Regions from separate parts of the Homo sapiens genome. Here region 2 is linked to region 1. A link is an interaction called in ENCODE POLR2A ChIA-PET data of the cell type or tissue named here. Cell type or tissue: Panc1. All regions are shown on one strand. Each heading gives the region's core, and the rest is flanking DNA. Links, peaks and the distances in the headings are about the cores only. Region 1 overlaps CPSF3 (cleavage and polyadenylation specific factor 3). Region 2 has its middle 16 kb from the start of ASAP2.

Region 1 (4,391 bases), core at 186-4,185:
TGTCACCGAGGCTGGAGTGCAGTGGTGCAATCTCGGCTCACTGCAACCTCTGCCTCCCAGGCTCAAGCAATTCTCATGCCCCAGCCTCCAGAAAAGCTGGAACTACAGGTGTGTGCCACCACACCTGGCTCATTTTTCTATTTTTGGTAGAGACGAGGTTTCACCATGATGGCCAGGCTGGTCTTGAACTCCTGGCCTCAAGTGATCTGCCCACCTCAGCCTCCCTAAGTGCTAGGATTACAGGCGTGAGCCACCACGTCCAGCCCAGAGTAAATATAGTTTTGAACTCTACTTTTTTGGTTGACTTAATATATTATGTGCAAAGTATGTAATTACTCATCTGTAACACAATTTTTTCCTACAATGCTATATTTACTCACATATTTCTTTGAAAATACTAAAATGATGAATACCTTTCCTGACAAAATTTTCTGTACATCTCATTTATTTCCCAGAAGCGGAACTGCTGGCCAAAGGGTACACATATTTTAAGACTTCTGATGGCAACCGGAAGGGGTCGCCAGTTCACATTCCCAACAGCAGTGCATGAGAGTTGCTGTTTTCCTGGGCTATTCCTAGATCCAAATCCCTATTATTATTATTATTATTATTTTTTGAGATGGAGTCTCGCTCTGTCGCCCAGGCTGGAGTGCAGTGGCGCAATCTCGGCTCACTACAACCTCCACCTCCCAGGTTCAAGCAATTCTCTGCCTCAGCCTCCTGAGTAGCTGGGATTACAGGCATCTGTCACTGTGCCCGGCTAATTTTTGTATTTTTAGTAGAGATGGGGTTTCACCATCTTGGTCAGGCTGGTCTTGAACTCCTGATCTCGTGATCTCCCCACCTCAGCCTCCCAAAGTGCTGGGATTACAGGCGTGAGCCACCGCGCCCGGCCCCAAATCTCTATTTTTAAATGAAGAAAACTGAAGTCCAGAACGGTGGAATGACTCATCCAAGACCACATTATTATCTTGATAAAATGACAAGATTTTGATCATCGCCTAAATACAAAGGAAATGGCATACCTAGAATCAAGAGCAGCTCCTGAGCCCTTCCAAGAGCAAAGACAGGAATGAGACCCCTGCCTCCTCTGTTTACAATATCGTGGACAGTGTTACAGAATCTTGCTTCTCGCTCTTCACGTTTCTCATGGATATGGGTCCCATAAGTAGATTCCTAAATAATACATTAGAAGTGTGAGACTAAGACCAATGATCCTCCAAGAATTCAAAAGTTAAACATCAATGAAATACTGAGGGGCTAAGCAATTCACTTCTCCATTAGCATGTCATTTACTCGAACATGTGTTGTCATAATAGTAATTGGGAAGAGCAAGCAAGAATGCTAGAATTCAGGCCCAGCGTGGTGGCTCACACCTGTAATCCCAGCACTTTGGGAAGCCAAGGTGGGTGGATCACCTGAGGTCAGCAGTTTGAGACCAGCCTGGCCAACATGGTGAAACCCTGTCTCTACTAAAAATACAAAAATAAGCTGGGCGTGGTGGTGGGCGCCTGTAATCCCAGCTACTCCGGAGGCTGAGGCAGGAGAGCTGTTTGAACCCAGGAGGAGGAGGTTGCAGTGAGCCGAGATCGCACCATTGCACTCCAGCCTGGGCGACAGAGCAAGACTCCATCTCAAAAAAATAAAATTTAACAACAACAACAAAAAGAGGCCGGGCATGGTGGCTCATGCCTGTAATCCCAGCATTTTGGAAGGCCGAGGCGGGTGGATCACCTGAGGTCAGGAGTCCAGTCTGACCAACAGGATGAAACCCCGTCTCTACTAAAAATACAAAAATTAGCTGGGCATGGTGGCGCATGCCTTATAATCCCAGCTAGTCAGGAGGCTGAGGCAGGAGAATCACTTGAACCTGGGAGGCAGTGGTTGCAGTGAGCCGAGATCATGCCATTGCAGTCGCTCACTCCAGAGTGAGACTCCATCTCAAAAAAAAAAAAAAAGAATGCTAGAATTCAAATCTAAGAACTTTTTATAAAATGAAATAGTCCAAAACTGTATCTTCTTCCCATGTCCTTTTTTAACCATTTTGCTTTCCATTAGGAAGAAAAAGGTTATTTCTCCCACCTCTGATAAGTCAAAGCTTTTAAAATAGAAACAGATGTTGTTTCTTATACTTCTGTTTAAGAATATCCTTAAAGTCTTACTAGGTATGGTCCACTGACCAGAAGATTGACATCCCTTGGGAGCTTATCAGAAGCGCAAAATCTCAGACCCCAGCCCAGATGTACTGAATCAGAATTTGTATCTTAGCAATATCATCAGATGATTATAAGCATATTAAAATTTGAAGCACTGCTCTAAAGTATGGTACTATGAAAATAGCTACTTTTTCTGAGGGTTCAAAAAATAAATCTTCCCTTAAATTAAGTTTATATGCTGGGCATACCATGAGCAGAGTCCAATCTAATCTGCTCACATGTTGCTTATGGACAGCAGTATGTACTGGCCCACATGCCTGGGCAGCTGGGGAACATGGTAGGTGGTGGAGGAGAAACAGACAACTCTTCCTCCTTGAACCACATACACCTGATGTTCTTATATACACCAAAAGCTTGCAAGATTTCTCTCCCAACCCCTGACTCTACAGTCAGCAACACACATCCCAAGCTGCCCCCAAAGAGCTTCTGTACACAGTTCATTTTTTTTGCTCCCCTGGGACTTGCAACCTAGTAGGCAGACATGACACACAAAGATAAACAAAACGATAAGTTAGCATGGACTAAGGGCCTGAGGATAGTCACCATGGCAAAGGCAGTGAGGTCACACCATTTTAAAATGACCCGTAAGATGTTCTTCTACATATTCTCATCTAGAAATATATATTTAGAAGACAGAGAGAGGGCATAGCCAGTAAAAATGATCCTGCCCAGAGACAGCCTGCTGATCCTGCCCAGAGGCAGCCTGGCATCTCTGATATTAGACTAGAGTTAATGCATTTAACAGCAAGAAAGTGAAACTGCACTACAAAAAGAAGCACCTGCCCCAATTTTTTTTTTTTTTGAGACTGAGTCTTGCTTTGTAGCCCAGGCTCGAGTGCAGCAGCGTGATCTTGGCTCACTGCAACCTCCACCTTCTGGGTTCAAGTGATTCTTGTGCCTCAGCCTCCCAGGTAACTGCACCACCACACCCAGCTAATTTTTGTATTTTTTTAGTAGAGATGGGTTTTCACTGTGTTGGCCAAGGTGGTCTCTAACTCCTGGCCTTAAGTGATCTGCCCACCTCAGCCTCCCAAAGCGCTAGGATTACAGGTGTGAGCCACCGTGCCCGGCCACCAGTTTTCTTATATTTTAAAAAAGGTAAGTTTATATCCAATAACATATTATGAAAGTGAGATCACAGTATTATTTTCCAAAAGAAAAAAAATCTGCTTACATTACATTGATTACAATATAGTATATTAATACTTACAATGATAAGAATATCAGGCTTAATATTAGGAATTTCAGCTGCCATTAAGTGCCTATCTTCTTGTCTTGAGAAATCACCAGTGTACAAAAGCTGTGAAAAAGATAAAACTAGAAAGTTAGGATTTGGGGAAGGCTTCATTTTGCTAGTGAATAGATTAAACTCATGAAATCCAAAAGTGCAGTTACAGTTTTTAAGTCTAAAACTGATGAAATTTACATGCAGTGCTTGTGTCCAATTCAAAATGTGTAGTTCAGTCAGTAAACGGTTCAGTGCTTCAATTATTTCCTCTAGTAAATGGGAATAATCTATTCCCAGTATCATCTCACAATGATAACCTATATAACATTAATCCACTTGAGAAGTGCTCTGAACTTCTTAGAGAAAAAGGGCATGCAGACAAGGAAAGGAGTGCACTGAGGTACATGGTCTAAAACCGGAGATAAAATCATAAGAGGGTCTGCATCAAATTCCAAGAGAATTCACATCTGCATTTGTGCTACTTATTTTTTGTGCCCTGGAGCAAACTGCAAGAATAAGTGATTTAGTGATATACTTTACAATTCAATGTCTAAAAGTTCCAAATGTATAAGCAGCTGTGAAAAATTTAGGACGTGACACTAGAGCATTGGTTCTCTGGCTGACGTTAGAATCACCTAGCAAACTCGAAAAGGAAAAGGCCAAGCTGCGCCTCCAGATTTTGATTCAACAGTTATTTTCAGCAGCTCCCTAAGTGAGTCTTATTTGCAGCCTGAGTTCAGAGCGGCTGCTCTGGAGTCTGGAAAGCCAGCGGCCCACCCACGTTGTCAGAAGTTCAAGGCTTCCCCAAAGATCTTTCCTAATTAACCCCTTTCACTCTTGCAGTCCACCCTGCTTAGGGGCTTACCTGTGAATTCTAAGACATCAGGGGGACATGAATATCAAATTGTGTTTTAATTTTAAACGAATGCAGCCACAAAGACACCTCT
Region 2 (4,391 bases), core at 322-4,321, 240 kb after region 1:
AGCTCTCCTCGCTGCTATCCTCATGCTGAGCACAGGTCTCTCCTAGTCCCAGGTCCCTGCAGTCACACAGGCCAGCATCATCTCCTCCCCATTGTGGTGGTTGCTCACCTGTTGGGGGTATGGTGAGAATGACCATGGGCTAGGCCCGCCCCCCTCTACCATCATTCCTAGGCTCAAAAGCATTGCTGACACTTGCCCAATTGTAAGGATCTCCGGGACCCCTGGTAAAGTCCAGGTTCCAGATGGCCCTGGCACAGAACTGTCTTTAGGGGAGGGGATTGGAAATCTGTATTTTTAATATGTGCTTGGGAGATTTTAGAGAAAGCAAGTCTACACAGCTTCATCTAGCATTTTAGAGGAGAAATTCAAAACCAAGGATTAGGCCAGGCACAGTGGCTCACACCTGTAATCTTAGCACTTTGGGAGGTGGGCAAATCGCTTGAACCCAGGAGTTCAAGACCAGCCTGGGCAACATGGTGAAACCCCATTCCTACAAAGAATACAAAAATTAGCCAGGCATGGTGGTGCACACCTATGGTCCCAGCTACTTGGGAGGCTAAGAAGTGGGAGGATCACTTGAGCCCGGGAGGTGGAGACTACAGTGAGCTGTGATGGCACCACTGCAGTTCAGCTTGGGTGACAGAGTGAGACCCTATCTCAAAAAAAAAAAAAAAAAAAAAAGGACTTTGGGCCGGGCGTGGTGGCTTACGCCTGTAATCCCAGCAGTTTGGGAGGCTGAGGCGGGCGGATCAAAAGGTCAGGAGATTGAGACCATCCTGGATAACGCTGTGAAACCCCATTTCTACTAAAAATACAAAAATTAGCCAGGCGTGGTAGAGGGCGCCTGTAGTCCCAGCTACTCGGGAGGCTGAGGCAGGAGAATGGCGTGACCCCGAGAGGTGGAGCTTGCAGTGAGCCAAGATTGCGCCACTGCACTCCAGCCTGGGCGACAGAGCAAGACTCTGTCTCAAAAAAAAAAAAAAAAAAAAGGACTTTGAATTTCTTTCCAGGTCTGTGAATGTGTGGGGCGAATCTTAGAGGTGAGTGGGTTTGTAAGTGAGCAGGCGCCTTCTTAGAGCACTTGCTCTTTCACATCTCTGGGGAACCACTTGCAGAGTTGTGATCAGAGAGCAAAAAGTTCCCAAGGGATCTGTAAGTGCCCAACATTCACTCTGAAAGTGCTTGCCTAACCGCCACACAGAGAGTGGTTGGTTGGCCTGTAGGATTTGGAGCTGTGGATGTTTCCTGCCTCTAAGCAGAAGTAATAACCCTTAGTCATATAAGAGACCTAGTCATGGCTCGAAACAGAGACTTCATTTTCTCAGTTCTGCGGAATTCCCAAAGTCTGCAAGGCCATGTGTGTGACTCTCTTTGCAAAGAGTTTGGGAGTTGTTTTCTTTTAACTTGGTTGGAGAGCAGCATTTAGTGAATGCTTCTGGGCAGCCCAGGGGTCAGATATCAGACCCCCGACAAGAGTGGGCCCCCCTGGGATTTGGAGCCATGCACTTTTCCTCCAAAGGTTGCTTTCTCTGTTGGTGTTTTTAAAACAGGGCTACACCCCGTTATGTTTGCTCCAGTGTCCCTTCCTTTCTCTCCTGGACTCTCCCAGTCTGTTCGGGGTTCTCAGCCAAAGTTGACCTCACTGGCCGCCTCTGCATTGCATCTTGGTGAGTCCCACTTGCAAATGCCAAGAAGTGAGCTGTGCAGTTTGTTCAGGCCCTGTTCACATTTTCCATATGGCCCTGAGCATAACAACTCTGCGCCTGGGCCTCCGGTCTGCACCCGGGTCCTGTCCTGAACTCTCCAGTGGGCAGAGCCCAGAATGTGGCAAGAAGGTCCCTGGCCGGGCCAGACCTGTGGAAACGGCTGGTTGGGCACACTGGATCAGTCTGAGTATGCTGGAGACAGGGCATGGAAAAGCCGTGACCAAGGGATTCCATGGCAGGATTGCCAGCAAATCAATGCCCCCTTTGTGCCCCATTCCATAATATGACACAGCAATCCAGCCTGGGGCTGGCAGAAGCAAAGAGCATGCCTTCCACATGCATCCCCACCACTGTGCATCAGATAGAAAGCTGCTGATACCCTAATAGGGTGGGATTGGGCCCTTGGCTGAGTGGATCTCAGCCCACTTGACTCGCAAGCTGGACTACCAGGGGTTCTATACTTCCCAAGTCTAAGACTCCCTCAGCAGGGCACAAGACCCCACAGATACTCCAGCTTCTTTGCTCAAAAAGGCTAACCAGAAGAAGTAGAAAACATGGTTTTCTTTGATTGAGACCCCAGCGAGTGCCAACCCAAAGTCAACTGATCATTTGCAGCATGCTTCTGTGATTTAATTTGCTCTTCTTCCTCATCTAGTTGTCCAACCAGAAACCTTGGCACCATCCTGAAGTCCTTCTCCTCCCTCATCCTGCAAATCTAGTCAGTCACCAGGTCCTGATGATTCTACTTACATAGTACCCACAGAGCTGCTCCCTGCCCTTGATTCTCCCCTCATCCCTCATCAATTCAGGCCCTCACTCTTTTTTTGTGAATACAGCGGCACAACAAATCTTCTTATCTCCAGCCTAGACAACTCTCCAATCCATCCTGTTTACGTGGGTGCCATAATTATCTTTCAAAAAGTGATTATTCAAAAATGCAAATCTAGTATGGCACTCGCTTAAAAATCTTTCAATGGCTCCCCGCAGTCTGTGAATGAAATCCCAATTCCTCAGTGTGCTATATAAGGCCCTTTGCAGTCCAGACTGCTTAACGGTTCAGCCTAATTTCTCAACAAATGTCGAATATACCCACAGATACAGTCATGCCTAACACATTCATTCATTCATTCTCAATTCCTGTTATGCATCAGATCCTGTGCTAGCTCTGAGAATCCAGGGATGAGCAAGAGAGCCACAGTCCCTGAGCCCCTAGAGCCAGCAATCCAGAGTGAGAGCAGACTCTAACAAGAAGGTACAATTAAGTTCAAGTTCAGTGGGTGAACACGTGGGGGCTATTGCCTTGCCTGAGTCCAGGGAGGGCTCTGATCCAGATGAACAAGGGATCCCTGATGACTATGAGCTGGAAGTTGGTGGTGAGAGACAGTGTGTGCAGAGTCAAAGGGGAGAGAGAGCTTCACCTAAGCTAGACTTTACCCAAGCTAGTGGAGAGCCGCAGAACCATTTCAGGCAGATTCGCCTTCTCAAAATCTCTCTCTGGCTGCGGTTTGGGGAACAGGTCGAACCACGTGTAGCTTCCCATATTGTGTGCATTCTTTCACAGAACCCTGAGCACAAGCCCTTCCATCCTTCTAGAGGCTCTCTGCCCCTTGTGTATCTGTGAATTCTTTCCCATCTTCCAAGAGTCAGCTAGAAATCATTACAATTCCTATGCCACCCCTTCCCCTCTGCCTGCGTCCAGCTGGGCACATCAAGACCTACATGATTCCCTGCATTTCATGTCTTCTCTCTCCGTGGGAGGAGTCCTATTTCATCCTAGACCTGGAAGTCTTGCGGGGGCTCCATTGTCCCTAGATGCTTGTGTTTTTCACACAGTACATTTCAGAAAATAGGCTCCTGAAGGAGAAGAGGACTTGTAAGCATCCTTCTGATCTTTCGTGGTGGGAAAACCCTTGGCTTTGTACCTAAGTTTGGGCAAAGGCCTGATCAGGAAGGAAACCTAAACTTATTTTTTTTTTTGAGACAAGTTCTCACTGTGTCATCCAGGCTGGAGTACAGTGGTACGATCATAGCTCACTGCACCTTGAACTCCTGGGCTTAAGGGATCCTCCTGCCTCAGCCTCCCAAGTAGCTGGGATTATAGGCACACACCACCACCCCTGGCTAATTTTTTTGTTTTTGTAAAGATGGGGTTTGCCGTGTTACCCATGCTGATCTCAAACTCATGAGCTCAAGCAATCCATCCACCTCATCCTCCTAAAGTGCTAGGATTACAGGCGTAAGCACCACACCCAGCCAGGAAGCCTAAACTACTGATGGCTCCGTGAACAGGCTCATGGTAGGTTACATAGGCTGTGCGGTGCATAGCTCGGGGCACCCTTCCCATCAGAGTCATTGTCCAGCTGCAGATCAATTAGGCTTTGGTGGGGCCTGGGGTGCAGATGGCAGTGGAGTGTCTGGAGGAAGGGGTGCCTTCTCCCAATCACACAAATAGCTCAGTATGAACTGGAAACAGTGAAGATGCTCGGTGGGTTTGATAAACTGAATAGGGTGTGTCTTTGATAACGATGTAAGAAACTTGGTTTAGTTTATAATTTGTAAGTAGCTTCTAGCAGTTTTCAGTTAGGATTAACTGACTTAAGGAAGAGTGGGCTTATTTTTTTGGAAAGGGTCTTAGTATTGGCCAGAGAGAGGTGTTTACTTCATGTCATCTATGCCATACTGCAG

What was found. Peaks named below come from ENCODE experiments on the same cell type or tissue, not always from the same donor. Only the 100,000 strongest peaks of a DNase experiment are listed, where the experiment ranks them.
Region 2: POLR2A ChIA-PET joins it to region 1 with 6 read pairs; 7 of 35 experiments call an interaction of 5 or more read pairs at or near these places.

The regions. Positions count from the first base shown.
Region 1 is chr2:9,432,996-9,437,386 of GRCh38, reverse strand. CPSF3 (cleavage and polyadenylation specific factor 3) reads right to left here. Exons shown (of 18, transcript NM_016207.4): 6 at 3,427-3,516; 7 at 1,026-1,176. Among named protein-coding and RNA genes, the nearest start is that of CPSF3, 12 kb to the right of the region's middle. In Panc1, for the core only: a CTCF peak has its summit at 497 (motif pointing right); no DNase peak of the experiment used is centred there.
Region 2 is chr2:9,188,636-9,193,026 of GRCh38, reverse strand. No RefSeq gene overlaps it. Among named protein-coding and RNA genes, the nearest start is that of ASAP2, 16 kb to the left of the region's middle. In Panc1, for the core only: no CTCF peak of the experiment used is centred there; no DNase peak of the experiment used is centred there; H3K27ac peaks cover 1,589 bases.